2 separate regions of the Homo sapiens genome follow, and region 2 is linked to region 1. Evidence: chromatin contacts called from ENCODE Hi-C data. All regions are on one chromosome and are shown on one strand. Each heading gives the region's core, a stretch centred on a gene start or an enhancer-like site at or near the end of the contact. The rest is flanking DNA. Distances are from core to core; before and after follow the strand shown.

Region 1 (4,773 bases), core at 1,225-3,724:
TTAACATTTATACTCCCAGTAGAATTGCTTAAAATTTGTTTATCCGCCTTTCACCAATACTTTGATCTGCCAGGCTTTTACATTTTGGACAATCTTATGGGTGTCATTTATTCTGTATATAAATCTTTTGTCAGTTACATGGGTGTCAAAATTCATTCCCCTCATTTTCATTTGCCTTTTTACTTTATGTCTTTAATCATCCTGAAGTTTTTAAATTTTATTGAATTCATTGTTCATTAAATTTTTTGTTTTTTTGTGTGTGTCTTAATAAATCATTCTACTTTAATATCATAAAGGCATTCTCCTATGTTTTCTTAAAATAGTTTTATTTTTGCTTTGTATATTTAGGTCCTTCCACCTAGGACTTATTAAATATGTGCTGTTAATAGGGATCTAATTTTATCTTCCTCCATATGGATCGCCAATAGTCTTTGCCTCATTTATTGAATAATACCTGTCTTCTTACTGATGCTAATGCAACCCATACCATTTGCCAAATATCCAAATGTATGTGAGTCTGTATCTAGGCTTTCTATTCAGTTGCATTTGTCTATTTGCTGACACCTGAAACTATGCAATATTGTTTTAATTACTAGAGCTTTATAATAAATAAAAGTATCCTTCTGCTTGTATAACTAAAATGGTCTGGGCTTTTCAATCTTTAATTGTTCCTATGAATTTGAGAGAGCAATTAACCAAATTCCATTAAAAAAATCTATATGAGGATTTGATTTGAATTGCATTGAATTTATAGAATATTTCAGTTCCTTATAATTTTCATATCCCAAATTGCTTATTATAATTTTGTCGTTTTATATAATGTTTTAGATTTACCCTATATATTAAATAAATTGATTATTATTACTTTTTGTATTCCCTCCTGCCTTTTAAATTCCATTTTCATCTTGTGAAGACTGCCCTTTGAAATTCTTTCACTGAGTATCTGTGAATAGTAAAGGTTCTTTGTCTTTGTCAGAATATTTATTTTGCCATCACTCTTGGTAGTGAATACTGGCAGGCACTACCCAGATCCCTCTTCCTCAATGAAAGACTTATTTCCTGAGCTGCTGAGAGTGCAGCAAGCCAACACAATCCAGCTCTTGGCCATCTTCAGGAGTCCTTTAACCCAAGGTTGCACTCTTCTCCTTTGGCAGCGTTCATCCAGTGACTAAATGTCATAGGTGTATAAAGGTCCAGCCCAGTTCCCCTAACTCAAGACAACTCTGAAGGGATATCCCAGATTCAAAACGAGGCCTTCACTGAGACGTCACTGCAGGTCAACTCTTCCCTCTGCTCAATCCTGCTTCCATTTCTCCTGCAGATGTTGTTCCCCAAAGCATTCCCTAACATACTCATTATACTCTTCTCTGACTCAGAGTATGCTTCCTGGGGAAGCCAACCTAAAACAGTTGGTGTCAGGAGTGGTTCAAGTTAGGCTAAGATGGGATTTATGATTCGAATCACAGGCCATGTGACTATCAATGAGGACCCCCTCGGTGGTAGGTGTAGGACACACAGACCTCGGCACAAGGTAACAGTGCAATAGTTACAACTTTCATCAGTAATGAAACTGGGGTGGTATTCTAACGTAACTGGGGTGGTATTCTAATTTATATACGAGTAGGTAAAATGTATCAGGCATTTGAGAACTATGAGGGAAATAGTAACCTTAATGACAGTGGCATTGACTGTTATTGCTAAGTAAAATTGATTCTTTGAAAATAGCAAAAGGCTGAGATGGTTAATTGGCTATCAAAATCTAAGAGTAAATTCCAGAAGGCCTCTTTGGTCCAAATAAAGAGGCTTTTATCTCCTGCAGGGGGAGGGCAGGAAAAGCACAGGAATAGGCCTGGTACTGAATCCTAAGTGCGGCAGAGCTCCGAAAGAGATTAGGAAACCCAGCTTGGTCGGCTATGCAAAGGTGGAGGTGCTTGATCGGAAGGAGATTCTGATGCAGGGGGAGGATCATCAGGTTTCAGTTAAAAGCAGGCAGATTACACATTAGAGGTAGAGAATGTGGGATGATTTGTTCACAAAGGAATGGAATCCAGAGGGCATAACAGAAATAAGAGACAGGGGAGGCTGGTACGGAAGTTCATCAGGCAACTGAAGGCACAGTTTGCGCAGCAACCAAGAAAAGGTGGGATGTGAGGCACGCAAGATGTAGAGGTGGGGAAAGGTTTCCAACAGAATTCAACATGAATTTGCTGTTTGAGTCAATTGATCCAGTACCAAGTCTGTGAGTTCATTTTCCTCTTCCTTTTAGATTTCTCCTTTTTCTAAAAAAGTAAAACTGAGGGGGCCTTCCCCTGCTTTCCCTCCTTCTGCTTCCCTATTTTCCCTCGCATTCCCTTCCTTTTCTGCAGATCCTCTGCTTAGGAATGGGGCATTGGCCCCCGCAGGAGTGGGCGGGGAAGGGGCGGAGCGAACAGAGGTGGGCGGCTCCCGTCCTATGACGTCAGCCGTAAGGCGCTGCTGTCGTAAAAGGACGTCCGGTCCGTCTCCTAGTGTCCGGAATCGGCTGTCAGCCTCCCTGGCTGTTAGTACCTTCTTTCCCGGAGTCCTGGTCCACGAGTTGGATTTACTGCTGTCGCGGGTGGGCCTCACGCCATTCCCTGTCCCTCGGCCCCCTGAGTGAGTCCGGTCTCCCGGCGAAAGTGAGCGAGGTTTGCCCGGAGCGCGCACGAGGTAGGGTGTCCCGCGGGCGGGTGACGGTTGCGGGTCCCCGTTGCGGGTCCCCGAGCCGCCTGGCACCTCCGCCGCTTCTCCCCTGGACGCCCCTCCGCCCCACTGGGTCCTCCAGCTCCAGGCTGGACTCCTAAAGCCGCAGTGCCCCGTGCCTGTTTCCTCATTTGGTGACACACGCAGTGCATGCAAGAAGTTGGAGTGTTACCGGAAAAGGGCTTGAACCCGTATAAGGCTGAGAAGAAGATTCACTCTTTTGAGCGTGCAGAACAAACTGGAGGGAAAAAAAAATGAGATTTAACTTTATCAGAGGATTCAGAGGATATCTCTGAGGACGCAGAAAGTTAATCCGCATGATCACCTCGTGATTATTTTCTGAGGTTCTTTGGCCAGGGCAGCACGCCCTCTAGATTTTGTCATTTTACATATTGGAATGGTGCCTTAGTGGTCTGGGCGTTACGTTACCGAAATAACCACCTATTAAATCTGGCTATTTTTCAGTTGCTACCGTACTGCTTACCACCTGTTTTGTTTTTTTTTTAATTGAGCATTCAGTTCAGAAAACTTCAGTTTAGAAAAATCTTGTATTTCAACTAAATGATGAAAATTAAACATACTCTTAAACGTAAATTTGAACCCCGTTAAAATTACATGCTCACTGCGTGTAGAGGGAAGAGCATTTGTTAAAGTCAGAGCAACTAATACCTTAAATATCTTCAGAATGTTTTGACTTTGTAGTTAATAAATAGTGTTATTTGTTGACTGTTAGATGTTTTGTTTACATATTACATAGGAAAAATTAAACTTGTTATACTTAAGGTGTTGGCAGCGTCAGGTCATCTGAATATATAGCTCAAAAAAGTGATATAAACTGGCTAAATAATGCTCTTATTAATGATTTTTTTGTTTTTGCTAATGATACATGATTCATTTGTTTTAATGAGGTGCAGAATACTTTATCATTGGAGAAACTTTTTTCTTAGTGGGAAAAGAAGACTAGTTTGTCTTTTAGGGTAAATTTTTTTGACGTTTACATTTTTAGAATCGTTAGTGCCAATAAATGCGTTAAGGATCACCCGCTTCATTTGGAATAATATGTGCTTAACGTTTCATAAGGCTTAGAATGTGCTTAACTATCGAAAGGATAGAGTTTAACATTTAACAAGAAAAAGGACACTTTGTTATACTATTTCTTAGTTTATTAAAATAGTAAATGCAGTCAGTCAATTATATCTTTTCTGTTCTCTTGTGTCAAAATAGGGGAAAATGCCTAAAAAAAAGACTGGTGCGAGGAAGAAGGCTGAGAACCGCCGAGAACGTGAAAAACAACTAAGAGCATCAAGAAGCACTATAGATTTAGCTAAACATCCATGTAATGCCTCAATGGTATCAGCTTTTTTTGATATCAGTTGGTAGTTGGAAAAACTATATACTATTTTATCTGACGTATACCTGAATAAAATTTTAGTGAAGACAGTGTTTTTGCATATAGTTTGTTGCTGAATTTAGTATCTCTGGCACGTCTGTTGATTTCACTGAGTGGCAGTGATTGTTGTTGGATTTTATATTATTATAAAACCTAGCATATTACTTTACATACTGTTGGTGATAAAGGTAGATATTGGACAAGAATAGATAATAGAAACTTTCATCTTCCAGTTTCTTTAATGCCTTAGTCTTATTGGGTTTTCATCATATTTTCTTAGCAATTCTTTCATTTCTCTTTTCTGAACTTCCTACTTAACATCTGTTGGCTTCCCATTCTATTACCTTATCTACCTGTGCTAAGTGGGTTAGTCCTGATAATTTCTGGGCTGCTTTGAATGGTGGCTGCTTTTGAAATATGCTTTTTGAAATATGCGAAAAAGCAAACAATTAGGTCATCATTACCTCTTTCATTGACTGTAGAGTTATTCCGGTTCTCTCTATTTCCACTCCTTTCTTTGTTTTTCTTTTCCCACTGTTCCTATTTTTTCCTTCTCCTTTTGTCAAACATACATGAATTGTTTAATGTAGCTTAGTTTAGCAAACGTTTATTGTGCATCTACTCTGTGCCAGGTATTATTTCAGACACTGTGGGTAGTGATA
Region 2 (4,330 bases), core at 1,061-3,560, 870 kb after region 1:
AGTAATTAGTTTGACTATGGTAATTATTTAATAATGGATATGTATCATACATCATCAAATTGTATGCCTTAGGTATACCTAATCCTTAATTATCAAAAATACCTCAATTTATAAAAAGAAAAAAGCTTACTTTACAAACATCTCACAGCAGTCATACACACACACCCCTCTGTAACAAAAACCTTATGAAATGATATTTACCCTTAGTGTATACATTGCACTCGAAATTTTTGTATTTCATAATTTTTCAAAAATTGTAGTTCCAACACACCACATTTATTTAACATTTCCTAGGATCAACATAAAACATTTGCAAAGCCCTGAGTTAGGGCAACCCCATGTCCAAAGTGACTGGGACTGAAGTGACTTTTTCACAAAGTTCATAGTCAGAGGAGGAGTCAAGGCTAAAACTTTGTCTCTTAACTGCTGTACCAGTAATTTCTCCCAAATCTCTGCTGATGTTTTTACCATTGGTAGTACTAAAACCAGCTCTAGTATTAACACAATAGACCAAATTCTTCAGAACGCTGAGACTCCAGAACAGAGCATGATTTATCAAAATAATTTTGTTTCATTATAGACATGGAAATGTTTTAATAAGCCATTTTAAACAGACTATAAGAATCCTAAATGTAAATCAAGCACCTGGCCATCCTTTCCCCATTCCCACCTCATAAAGAGAGTGTGTTAGAATACACAGGCATGATGTCTCATGGAAATTTCATTTCCTCTCCCATGGTGTGCTTCTTACAAGAAAAGTAATTTTGATTTTTTTTTTAACATTTTTAGGCCACTATTTCTATTTCTATAGTGACAAAACTTGCTTTATTCAGAGCACACCTCTATCAACCCAATACTTGGGTTGCTGCCATTTTTTTTTTTTTCAACCCAATAAAAATTCTGCAGACCACAGAAATTCAGGTCTGGTTCAGGAAAGCAGTATCATTAATAATAGCCAGTTTGTTAATAGGTGAGGTTTCAAGATGTAATGATAGATCCTGATGTATCAACTGAAAATTGTGGTGTACACAGAACGTGAATTGGTTTTAGGCTTAGACTGTGTCTCCTCAAATGTAAATATAGCCAAAGAGTCTTGCTTTTGCTACTCAGTCCTGCATTATTCTAACACAAAATTTAGACAGGGCAGCTGAGTCTCTATGCATATCTCCATAATAGTATTCTTTTTTTTTTCAAATGGAGTTTAAGAAAGTATTCAGAGGTAAAAGTTACAAGAATGTTTATTGCATTATTGTTTATAATTTTAAATAGCAAAAAAGCTTTAATATGTTCATAAAGAGTAAGAATAAACCAATATATTAATGCAAAGTAATATAAGTAAAAAGGATACACAAATGCCATATGTGTCAACATGGATATATCACAAAAACAATATTGAGCAAAAAAGCACAAATTATAGAAAGATTCATACAAAACAACAGCAATAATATAGTCAAATGTGCAAAACTGTACCATATTTTTATGGATACATAAATATAGAGTAAAATGTGTATGAGGATGCAAAACATCAAATTCAGGATATTGATGTTCTCATAGGAGGGGAGGATTAAGGGTGGTAACCTGGAGGGGTACAAAGGGAGCTTTTACCCTATCTGTAAATATTTGTTTCTTACGAAAATTCCAAAGCTGAGCAATGGGTTCCCAAATGTGTGCTATGTATGATTTGTTCTTTTTTGTTTGAAACTTTTATAATTGCTTTTCAAAAACAGCACTGAGCCAAGATTCCAGGAAAGTGATTTCTAATGCCAATTCTACTGCTGCTTTGACGTGTAGTCTTAGGCAAATTGCTTAACCCTCTGTCCCTATTTCCTCAACTGCAAAATAAGGGCAAGAATCCGGTCATGCGTCATTGACCAGTAATGGAAAACAATGAATAAAACTCTTGGCAGAAAAGGCTACATTATTAAATTCTGTGTCACCTCTGAAAAACAGAAGATATTAGTAGCACTTAAAAAAGAGTTCACAGCCTCAGAGGGGAAGCCTACTTTCTCAGGTAAAAGTCAGAATGTATCCAAAGTAAGAAACAGTCTCCTCACACACGTGCAGTCACACACCCCAGTCACAAACATTCACAAACCCCATGACTATTCTCGTACCTCCCCAATGGAACAGAACAATCAAGTTGAGAGTCAGGTTTTAGGGCCTATATCCTCCTTGTTAGGTCAAATAGGTTTCTTCAACAAGAAGAGCTCTGACTTTGACGACCTGAATCACAGGCAGGGTATTAATAAGTAAACAGGAATGGAACCGTGGCCTTTTAGCTCACTGAACTGTGATGCTAATGATGTCAAATAGTTTCATTCTCTTATGGCCAAATAACTGTGTGGCCAGAAACTGTTCCAAGATGAATCAGAAATTATGGCTGCCTTCCCAGTCCCTAATCTACTCACTTCCCACACTAAGTGGCAGATACAAAATTGCCATGGGATGCACCACACTCCCACTCTGACGTCCATTTGTGTGATCCATACCCCTTGAAATCAAGACTAGTTCACGAATAGACATGATCTAAACCAGTTGGCACTAAATTCTCATCTTAGCAACTGTTTTAAGGATATGCAAGTGGCCTGTGCTGTTCCAGCTGAGTGAAGCTCCTGAAGAGGAAAGGAACCTCTTCTTAGCCCTTTGGTTGAGTGTGGGGTTAGCTCATAACAGCCATCTTTTAGCCACAAGACCAGACATAGGATAAAATTAACATAAGAGATAAGAGCAGCCTAATGATAAAATACAAAGGAGATATTGTTTTTTGTTTGCTTTTGTTTTTTGAGACAGAGTCTTACTTTATCACCCAGGCTGGAGTGCAGTGGTGTGACCTCGGCTCACTGCAACCTCTGCCTCCCTGGTTCAAGGGGTTCTCCCGCCTCAGCCTCCCAAGTAGCTGGGATTACAGGCACCCGCCATCATGCCTGGCTAATTTTTGTATTTTTATAGAAATGCGGGTTTCGCCATGTTGGCTGGGCTGGTCTCAAACTCCTGACCTCAGGTGATCCACCCGCCTAGGCCTCCCAAAGTGCTGGGATTACAGGCATGAGCCACCGTGCCCATCCTGAGATATTGTTTTATACTGCTGAGTCACTGAACCAACCCTCTCTTGAAACCTACCTTACTGCTAGAATTTTCAGTGAGGTTTATCAGCAAGTTTTCTTTATTGTTTAAGCTAGTTTGAATTAAGAGTTTTTGTCATTTGCAATCAAAAGCATTCTAAGGTAAGCAAATTGTTATATATGTATATTCAACATTGACCAGCCACAGTACAAATGTGTACTGTTGATTTAGAATGAGGAAAGGACAAGTCAGAGTATTTCTGGAGGGCAGCAAATCTATCACACCTGCAGTGATGGGTTTAAAACATAGTTCTACATTCTTCGACACTTTTTATTGAAAGACGTGGAATGTATGTCTCCTCAGGTTGAATCTGGGTGGGCTTCTGACTATCTTTTGACTAATGAAGTATGACAGAAGTAATGATCTGTGGCTTCTGAGGCCAGGTCTGAATTGATTATGCCTCTCCTGCCTGATAATTCTCTTGGAACTTGCCGACTGTATTCCTCATTTTGAGATGCTCCCTATAAGAACCCAGCCATTATGCTGGAAGAAGCCCAAGCCACATGGAAGGTCTTGTTTAGGTGCTTAAGTCAACAGTCACAGCTGAGCCCAGCCTTTGAGTGAGGTTATCCCAGGTGCCAGAATGTGAGTACAGAAACCTCCAGATGCCTCCAGTTCTCAGCCCCCAGGTATTCTTCCTTTCATCTGAAGGTCATGGACATCATGGAGCAGAGAGAAACCATCCCCAGTTTCCCTTTCTGATACCTAACCCACAGAATCTGTGAGCATAAACAAAATGATTCTGATTTTATAACAGTAAACTTGAGGTAGCTTGTTATCTGGCAATAAGCAACCAGAACAGAACAGCTACAATAAAAACAGTTTAAAGAGCTTGTACTTCTAAGTATGAAAAAGTTAACATGATGAACACTGCTTTCACTGCCTACTCTGGTGAGTACTATAGTCTGTAACATCAAGTCTCTTCTACAATTAATTCTAAAATAATTATAGTTAACTGTACTAGCAAGCAGACAAATGCAATTAGGTAAAAGCCATTGAGATATCTTAAAACTGAAAATTATGTTGTTTTAGATACTGTAAAATCTTGAAAAATAAGAACAGACAAAACTCCACCAAAACCAGCTTTATTTAAATTGCATTTCCAATTTTCAATTTATGAAGAAGGCAATACAAAAAAATCAAATGTCAAGATCCCATCCTGGTCTGCGTTGAATATTTTTGACATACACACTTTCAGTGCCTTGTC

What was found. A loop is a pair of places that touch in the nucleus more often than their neighbours do. Pooled maps may share reads with other maps.
Region 2: a map of endothelial cell of umbilical vein shows a loop between it and region 1 (5-fold over the local background). The contact joins the enhancer-like site here to the promoter of ZNF330 in region 1. A Hi-C loop is called at or near these places in 3 of 168 maps with a recorded cell type or tissue (IMR-90, ascending aorta and endothelial cell of umbilical vein) and 6 of 50 pooled maps.

Annotation. Positions count from the first base shown.
Region 1 is chr4:141,218,421-141,223,193 of GRCh38, forward strand. It overlaps ZNF330 (zinc finger protein 330), which reads left to right and starts at 2,475. Exons shown (of 10, transcript NM_014487.6): 1 at 2,475-2,688; 2 at 3,946-4,071. The coding sequence starts at 3,952. RefSeq lists enhancers at 2,260-2,766, 2,767-3,271.
Region 2 is chr4:142,089,526-142,093,855 of GRCh38, forward strand. All of the region lies in intron 23 of INPP4B (inositol polyphosphate-4-phosphatase type II B), which reads right to left. Among named protein-coding and RNA genes, the nearest start is that of IL15, 460 kb to the left of the region's middle. Within about 2 kb of position 2,311, at least 10 of the 41 ENCODE cell types and tissues checked have a DNase peak (open chromatin) inside an H3K27ac peak, as active enhancers do; they include ascending aorta and endothelial cell of umbilical vein, where a contact is called at or near this core.